Regions from separate parts of the Homo sapiens genome. Here region 1 is linked to region 2. A link is a contact called in ENCODE Hi-C or POLR2A ChIA-PET data. All regions are on one chromosome and are shown on one strand. Each heading gives the region's core, a stretch centred on a gene start or an enhancer-like site at or near the end of the contact. The rest is flanking DNA. Distances are from core to core; before and after follow the strand shown.

Region 1 (4,279 bases), core at 1,562-4,061, 82 kb after region 2:
GATTCTAATACGCAGCCAAGGTGGGGAACCACTGGTCTGAGGACACGGAGTAGGGATCCTAATTTTAGCCTCAACCGTTTCCTAGTCTGCTGGGTTTGGAAAAGTGTGGGGCACAAATGTCTACTGGCAGTGGATGGAAGGAAAGGGAAGTAGAGAGAAACATACCTCACCCCCCATCCCACCTCACTACCCTGCGAGACTCAGGGAGGTCAGTCCTCTAGGGTGTCCAGTTGACAGCATATGACAGAGTGGAGAGGACACCCCAGGACACAGGGAGGCTCCTGTGTGCTGAGGGCATGAGGCCAACAGCCCTGTTCTGGAGCCTCAGGCACTGCAGTTTTGGGGTCTTCAAAAGGCAACGCCCTGGGTATGGGTGGCAGCGTTCCCACAGGGCAGGCCAGCAAACGAGGTGACCCTGGAGTGACTGTGGCAGCACGACATCAGCGCAGAGCCGCGTGGGGAGAGGGACTCTCGCTGACAGTCCTGTTCACGAACACACGCGGGGCACTCCCAAGAGGTCCTCCAAGTCAGAGTAAGCCTACAGCAGACAGAAACAAGCACAGTGAATTCTGGTCATTTCACCGATGGGAGCCCATCTGGACCTATGGATGGTGAGGTCTGGGGTCACAGATACAAGCCACAGTCATGAAACAGTCTGGTGGTGGCAGCGGTGCAGTAAGGTCCAGCAGACGTTTGCCAGCCTCCTCCGATGTTGCCTCCTCGTTGGGTCAGCCGCCCTGAACAGTTTTCATTCCATATGTTCACCAGGCAGTCAGGGTCTTCTTGACGCTAGGCTTTTCTGCATGCATGTTCTCAATGTGGAGTATTTGCTTTACTTCCTGTGCAAGTTTTCTCCCTTTTTGAAAAAATCACATTCTCTCCTAAATTAGAAAACCTCTTTAATTGTTAGCAGGAGCTGGGGTTCTGTTCCTTGCATGGACAATATCATTAAACATCGGAAAATAAACAAACTGGAAAAGCTTAAGACATTTTCAAACTCTTTGCTTCCCAGAGGGCGTCTGGGGCCCCGGGTGGGACAAGGTTCTGCTGGCCTGGGTTTATACTGTGTTGATAACTTGACCCCTCCAGCTGTGAGAAGCCACACTGACAGCAGGGTTGTTTTTCCTAAACTTCCCAGGACTGCAAACTTGTCTTGGGAGGCATAGGCACTGATTTGCACGGAGGTCTCCAGCGACTGCGCTGAGCTTCCTCCGGGGCGGAGCGCACGCTGGGAGGGGGCCGGTGGCTGTGGTGGCTGACGGCTGCTGTAAACCATCGCTGTCCTCCAGCATGACTACACAGGGCTGGGGAGGACAGGGGAGCTGTGGGAGGGGGCGGTGTGTGAGAACGTTTCTTTCTATCTTGCTGAAATGTGAGTCTAATGAAATGATGATGAGGTTGTGGCCTTTAAGCTCCATTGAGCTTCTTACGCATTGTAATTTTACCCAGAGTGGGTCCAGTTTTTGAAATGATTAAAACTATCGATTCCTAGGCCTGTTCAGCTTGAATCAGAATTCATTAGAGGCCCAGAGGTGAGGGATGTACATTTCTCCCTTGCTGAGCCAGGAAACAGACCCCATCTTGTGTGACTCTCCGGCTGGCGTGGCTGCCCCTGGTGGTGCTGGCAGACGGACCAGTAATAGGATCTGTCATCCGCAGAATAAGTCATGAAGGTCCCATCCATGAGTCCTAGCCCATTTTCTAGGGATTCTCCCTCATGTTTGAAGAGGGAGGTTCTCTATGTTTAATCTTGGCTCTATTTTCTTACAGGTATTATAAGTAAAATATCTTCTTCATGAAAAGAAACACAGAAATGTTCCAAAGTTTTGACTCAAAAGAATACTGGAAGGAGAAACTGTAGCTGGGAGGGGTGGCTGACAATGTGGCCTGAACTTGGCCTCCAGAACGCCACTTCTGTGTGGAAACAAAGAGGGGACTTTCCCTCTGATATTTGCTACCACTCTGCTGACTCCCAGGAGCACAAGATCGCTCCTTTAAAGCTCTATTCCAAGTCCTAGAGCTGAGATAGGTTAGCATCTTAAAAAGTAGCCTTCCTAGCCGGGCGCGGTGGCTCACGCCTGTAATCCCAGCACTTTGTGGGGCTGAGGCGGGCAGACCACTTGAAGTCAGAAGTTCAAGACCAGCCTGGCCAACATGGTGAAACCCCGTCTCTACTAAAAATACAAAAATTAGCTGGGTGTGGTGGTGCACACCTGTAATCTCAGCTACTTGGGAGGCTGAGGCAGGAGAATTGCTTGAACCCAGGAGGCAGAGGTTGCAGTGAGCCGAGATGGTGCCATTGCACTCCAGCCTGGGTGACAGAGTGAGACTTTGTCTCAAAAAAAAAAAAAAAAGAAAGAAAGAAAGAGAAAAGAAACATAACTATAGGGCAGTTAAGTCTATACACCTTAACTTTAAGAAGAAAGAAAGAAAAGAAAGGAAGGAAGGAAGGGAAAGAAAGAAAGAAGAGAAGAGAAGAGAAAAGAAGGAAGGAGGGAGGGGGAGAGAGAGAGAAAGGAAGGAAGGAAGGAAAAGAAAAGAAAAAGAAAGAAAGAAAGAGAGAGAAAGGAAGAAAGAAAGGAAGGAAGGAAAGAAAGAAAGAAACTCTGGGAGGGTAGGGCCTTGCTTAAGGTCACCTGATTCCCCGAGCTGGCGCCAGGGCTGCGGTGCACTGTGTTAGCTCTGAGAGGGGTGTCCCTGCCCACGCCAGCTCTGAATCTTGCAAGCCACTGCACCTTTTGAGAGTTGCTCCCGAACTGCCTCCTACACAGGTGGTTCCCAAGCGGTTCATATCAAGGTCCCTTTTATTATCACCCCCCCCTCCACCGCACCCCCAGCACCCGGGTTTGAAAGATCTGGCCTACCAAATGAACTGTAATTATGCAGTCATAATGACTCTATTTTCTCTCTCTCTTTTTTTTTTTTTTTATTAATAAAAGACATATGTGACACACCACTCAGAGCTTTCAGTGGGGAGAAAACGAGTTTCCCCCACTAGGTTAATAGAATTCCACCCAGAGGCAGACAGTTAGCAAACCACCTTCTCGGGCTGTGGCTGGGAATCGCGCTACACTTGACAGCCCTTTCCATGGGCCTCCCCGGCCCGCCTGCCCTCGGCCCCGAAGTCAGGGGAGACAGGGGCCATTTCAGCTGCTCGCGCTCGCTTGCCTTCCCGTCCCTGCCGGAGTCAGCAGACCCTGACTTCTGGAGAAGCGTTGCTGCGATGTGTCAGCTGCTCGGGGAGAGGCTGGAGTGATGGATTCCAAGAGCTGTCAGGAGAAAGGGTTTACGGTCAGTTAGGAACCGCGAGCTCCTGCCCGTGGAACTGCCGCTGGAATTTTAATGCTCTGTCTCCCTGTGTCTGGGCACTTCCTTCCCTCCTGGCCCCGCTCTTCAGGCATATGGAACAGGGCTCATGTCGGAGGGTCCCTGGGGAGATCCCAGGGCTTCCCTGGGTCCCAGTGTCACGGCCGAAAGCCAGAGGTGCGGCTCCGACAGGATGCGGCCGGCCTTCCTGCTGCGCTGGGCCTTGGCCGGGGCCCTTTGGCGAGTCACTGTCCCGGGCTCTCTTCCCCTTCATGGCAGCAGCCAGGCCCTCCCTGCACAGGCCTTGAAGGGAGAGGAAAAATGGAACGCTAGCCTGGCTTCTTGACTTCCTTCAGGCAACGAATCCATCTTGAAGGCCCACTGTGTGCCAGGCGGGGATCCAGGAGCTGGGGAAGCAGACGCGGCCCCTGTCCTCATGGCACCTCTTCCGTGCGGTGCTCCACTCTCTCCCCCACGAAAGGTAGACACGGAACAGGAAAGGGAAAAGAGTGGAGGCCGCCAGGAGGAAGATCTGCAGACCGGAAGGACCTCAGCTAAGAGGAAATGAAGGCCAGGCGCAGTGGCTCAGGCCTGTAATCCCAGCACTTGGGGAGGCGGAGATGGGCAGATCACTCGAGGTCAGGAGTTCGAGACCACCCTGGCCAATACGGTGAAACACTGTCTCTACTAAAAATACAAAAATTAGCTGGGCATGGTGGCGGGCGCCTGTAGGCCCAGCTACTCGGGAGGCTGAGGCAGGAGAATGGCTTGAACCCAGGAGGCGGAGGTTGCTGTGAGGCAAGATGGCGCCACTGCACTCCAGCCTGGGCGACAGAGCGAGAGTCCATCTCAAAAAAAAAAAAAAAAAAAAAAAAGGAGGAAGCAAAATAGAAAAACAGGATCTGAATGATTTGGGAGCCAAAAGGACACTGTACGTCCCCGGCTTTCTGATCACGGCTCACTGCAGCCTCAA
Region 2 (4,348 bases), core at 119-2,618:
AGAGAGGGTAAGTGTGTACTCTAAGGTCACAGAGCTCATAAGTACATCTTAAAACCCCGTTCCTCAGCTCCACATCCTGTGACATACCACTGACTTGCTTTCTGTGCTCGAGCCCAGGCCTGGAGAAGCCCCCTCCTCCTCCCGGAGCAGTGAAGGAAGGTGATGTGAGAGGAGGGCCCCGCAGCAGCTGTGGATTTTATTCCTGGGCCAACCCGGGGACTTGCCTAGGCCTCTCTTCATGTTGGCCCCATCGACGGTGCAGCTCCTCCCGCCTCTCTTAACACTCTGGTGCTGCGCTGCCTCGCTTCGCAGATCATGTGCTCCCTGCTTGGTTCCTCAGCCCTGACCTGTATCACAATTCCTCACAGCGCCTTGACACCCTCTGTCACCTGGGTGCTGCCCTTTTCCTGGCTACCCCGGCTGGTGTGCCAGCCTCCAGGCCTTCATAGGGGACTGGGGACTTCGGCTCCTCCAGGTCTGGGCACAGCTCACTCCACTGAGCCTCTCACCCAGGCCCGAGCCCAAACAGGGCTCCTGCCACCAGCTGCCAGCCTTCCCAGCCAGTCTCCTCTGCCCGGGCTCTAGGCATTGCCTCTTCCCTGGGCTCACCAGTGGTGACACTGCCCATTCCTGCCCACTGGACTGCAATATCAGAATACTTTCCCCTCCAGCAATGTGGCTCAGGAGAGAGGACATGGGCTCCAGAGTCAACTCTGTCATCTGCCAGCTCTCAGAGTTCCTTAACGTCCCTGAGCCTTACGGTTCTCATCTGTGAAATGGGAGTGACACCTCTTTCAGAGAAACACAGGCATCGCGGTGCGATACACGCCCGGCTCTGCACCTCATACCCAGCTTCTAAGGACAGCGGGAGCTGACAGCAGCTCCTGCTTCCAAATGCTTCTCACGATCATTATCAGTCTTGTTCTACCCTGAGGTGAGCAGAGAAAACTTCATTGTACCCATTTGACATCGAGGAGATTTGGGCTCAGAAAGAGTAAGTGACTTGCCTAAGGTCACCCTGCTCGTCAGGAGAGGGCTGGGTGGGAACCCCAGCATTGTGATTCTGCATTCTGTGGCCCCAGAATAAATTGTTCCCACTCTCTCCTCTACAGTCAGGGCTCCCCTGCCTTATTGTGAGACCCCTGCCGCCTGCCCTATGCTCAGAATGCCAGTGTGAAGGGGCATCATTCTGGCTCTTTCCATGGTCTCAAGCAGACCCTTTAGGTGGAGAAGGGTGAGAAGAACCCTCCAGATAGGTCATGGGGTGGCTGGGGCTCCAAAAGCCCCCTTTGAGACCACACTTCCTCTCTGTGGCCCACTGGGGACTGCCGAAGGCAGCACCCGGAGCCCCGGGAAGGAGGAAGCTTCGGGTTGCGAGTCACGCCTTATGCCCCCGAGTCAGCCCAGACTCTGCTCCACCAGTGCCCCAGCCCCTGGCCAGAGCAGCCCCGTGGCCTGTTGGCAGCTGCTGCCCAGCCCCCATCTGCGGGCTGCCAGGGCTGGCAGCCTCACGGCCACGCTGCACAACTCCGCGCCTCTCCTCCTCAGTTTATTCCTTCCAGACACACAGTTGCTGCTTTTTATTTGGATTGCTTTTCTGTGTTATGGTATTTGGGTTGTTTTTCCAATCCCTCCCCCAACCCCTGCCTTTCCCCCATGGCAGGATTCCTAAGAAGACTCGTTTTTGGAGAGCGCTGCAAGCACATCTGCTCTCTGACTGCAGCATTCCGGGAGGGCCCTGTCAGGGGGCTCAGGTCTCGGGAAGCCAGGACACGCTGGGCAGGGGGGGCCGGCGGGCAGGGTGCAGGGCCCCTGGCAGTCAGGGCCTGTGGTGGGCACACTCACTGAGGCAGGCAGTGCTGGGCCTGGGGGCCTGTGGCTGCTGCCAAAGTCCTGGAGCCGCAGCTCACCAACTCCCTGGCCCCATTGGCTGTGGCTGCTGGCTCTCAGCTCAGACACGAGTAGGCCAGACTTGGGGTGAAAGAGAAACCAGGAGCCTTTTACAACACCCTGGACTTCGGGCTCCCTTTGGTGAGCAGATCTGAGGGGTGGGGTCCTGTGTGTGGTAGGTGTTGGAGTCCGCATGGGTGTACCCTTATGTGTACTAGAAAAAGTGTGGTGGCTGTATGGAGGTTCAAAAGCCACGGGACTTGGGTTCCATTCCTGACTTTCCCACCAACTGGCTGTGTGAACGTGGGCAAGTTGCTGTGAAGCAGGGATAACAGCATGCCCCCCAACTCCACTGTGAGGGTAAACAAGTTAATACGTGAAAATACTTCCTGGCACATAGTAAGTGCTCAATAAATGTTTTAGCTGTTATTATTATATATGCATTGGGATGTGTGTGGAATTATTAGATTCGGGGTGGTGCTCTTGGACTTTGGAGTGTGAGCACTGCTCCCCAGCTTGCTAAAAGTGCTGGCTTCTGGGCCTCACCGCAGAGATTGTTTCAGCAGATCTTGGGAGAGCTCAGGAATTTACATTTTAATCCAGAGGCCTTGGCGATATTGACATGTTGGTCCAGAGTCTGATCTGGAGTCATCTGAGGTGTCTGAATGAGTAGAGCCTTGGGAAGGCTTGGGGTGTGTGTGTGTGTGTGTGTGTGTGTGTGTGTGTGTCTGTGTATTGGTGGCAGGGGCTGCAGGGGTGTGAGAAGGATTGGATTATTTCCTAGGCTCTGGTAAATCACTCAGAACTGCTTTGCAAATGGAGCTGGAGACCCAGTGAAGGAGTGGAGTGGAATGAGGCGGCTCCAGGCAGGAGTCACCCCAGGCAGAGCCTTGGGTCTCTAGGAAGGAACGAAGACTGCTGGGGTTTTCAGCAGGGGACTGACACAGTCCAACTGAATGGTTTGGGTTGGAGCTGCCTGGTTTACAGCCTAAGGCACAGCAGATGGCAAGGAGGGTATAAAATTGCAATTAGCTCAAGGCCACAATGGCAGAAGGGTCTATGGCCTGAGAGCAGGAGCGGCAGCAGGATCTGGAGGAAGAGAGGATCTCCCAGATTGAGCAGCTGTGCCCACCCCCTTCACTTCTGAGTTAATGAGGCCAGAGCATCCAAGCCAGGGCCCGGTCTCCGTGAGCCCATCGCTCCAGCAGCCCAGCCAGGATCGCTTAAGATAAGAATCTTGTAAACTCACCCACTCAAGTGCTTATAGTCTCTTGATTCATTTTCTTCTACTTTCTCTCTCAGCAAAGATGTTTTAGAGAAACTCTTCGTTTTCACTGAGCTAAAAAAAGAAGGAGGTGGACCCTCCTAAGGCTAGAGAGAGAGCTGGTCGCCTGTTCCAGGAAGGAGACTGGGGGACCAGCTGTGGCCTGATGGTGTGAGGCCTCCCTTCCAGGAGTAGGCCAGTGGGGGCAGCCGGGAAGGCCTGGTTCTCCCAGCAGGGGTCTCCTTTCAGATGCTAGATTGTATGTGTATGTAAGTGTATGTGAAGGGTGTGTGTGTGTGTGTGTGTGTGTGCATTCACACAGCAACAAGATATTTACTGAGTGTGGATTATGTGCCAGACACTGTTCTAGATGCTAGGGATACACCTGTGAACAGAATGAAGATCCGTGCACTCGAGGAATGTGAGGTCGATGGGAATTTCGTGTCCGGAGGGGATGGGTAAGTGCTGTGTGTATGAGTCCACGGTGCACACACAGGCGAGGAATGGAGAATAACACATACGTGCCCAGGCAGACCTGGGTCAGGAAACATCTGCCATTCTCCAGGCATGTGATCTTGGGCAAAATATTTTCTGAGCCTTGGTTTTCCATAAAATGGGAAAATAATCTCTTTCTCTCACAACTGTTGTGAGACTAAATATGCAAATGCTTGGAAAGCTCTAAGCAAAATACCTGATACATGATAGTTGCCAAACGATGTTTTTTCTTCATGTTTCCTATGGAGTTGGTGGAGCTGTTTCTGCATGTATATACCAAGTATGTGTTTGTGTCTGGGTGGGGTGTCCCATGTGTCTGAGAGGTCTAAATGTGTGGGTTCTCCCCAGGTGATAATCTCCTCCCCCCAGGATGTGCCTTGTGCTGTAGAGATATCTCAGGTCTCACTAAAGGTGGCATTCATTGCCTGTTCCATTCTGAGCAAGGAGGCCCACTAATAGAGAGAAAAGGTCATTCAGTCTGGAATCCTAGGAGTTGGCCCGTTAAAGCCTTGGCTTAGGTCTGTCATGAGTCTCTCCAGCTGCAGCGTGACTCTCGCTTGCAGTTCTGTTTGTAGTGCACACAAAGAATCCTCAGCCACCCCTTGCTGACACCCACCTACACCAACTTGCAGCTTTTCTTTCCCAATTCTGTGACATCTTGGCCATGCTGCTCCCTGCTGAGACCCTCCCAGAATCCCC

Evidence for each region. A loop is a pair of places that touch in the nucleus more often than their neighbours do. ChIA-PET counts read pairs that join two places held with the same protein, here RNA polymerase II (POLR2A). Pooled maps may share reads with other maps.
Region 1: a map of HepG2 shows a loop between it and region 2 (4-fold over the local background). The contact joins the promoter of LINC02069 here to the enhancer-like site in region 2. A Hi-C loop is called at or near these places in 2 of 168 maps with a recorded cell type or tissue (DLD1 and HepG2) and 3 of 50 pooled maps. POLR2A ChIA-PET finds 5 or more read pairs at or near these places in 6 of 52 experiments (AG04450, H1, MCF 10A and 3 more).

Annotation. Positions count from the first base shown.
Region 1 is chr3:184,770,344-184,774,622 of GRCh38, forward strand. LINC02069 (long intergenic non-protein coding RNA 2069) reads right to left here and starts at 2,812. Exons shown (of 3, transcript NR_110043.1): 1 at 2,637-2,812. LOC105374253 (a long non-coding RNA gene) reads left to right here and starts at 2,917. Exons shown (of 4, transcript XR_924790.3): 1 at 2,917-3,291.
Region 2 is chr3:184,690,168-184,694,515 of GRCh38, forward strand. No RefSeq gene overlaps it. Among named protein-coding and RNA genes, the nearest start is that of MAGEF1, 20 kb to the right of the region's middle. RefSeq lists enhancers at 1-289, 290-790. Within about 2 kb of position 1,369, at least 11 of the 41 ENCODE cell types and tissues checked have a DNase peak (open chromatin) inside an H3K27ac peak, as active enhancers do.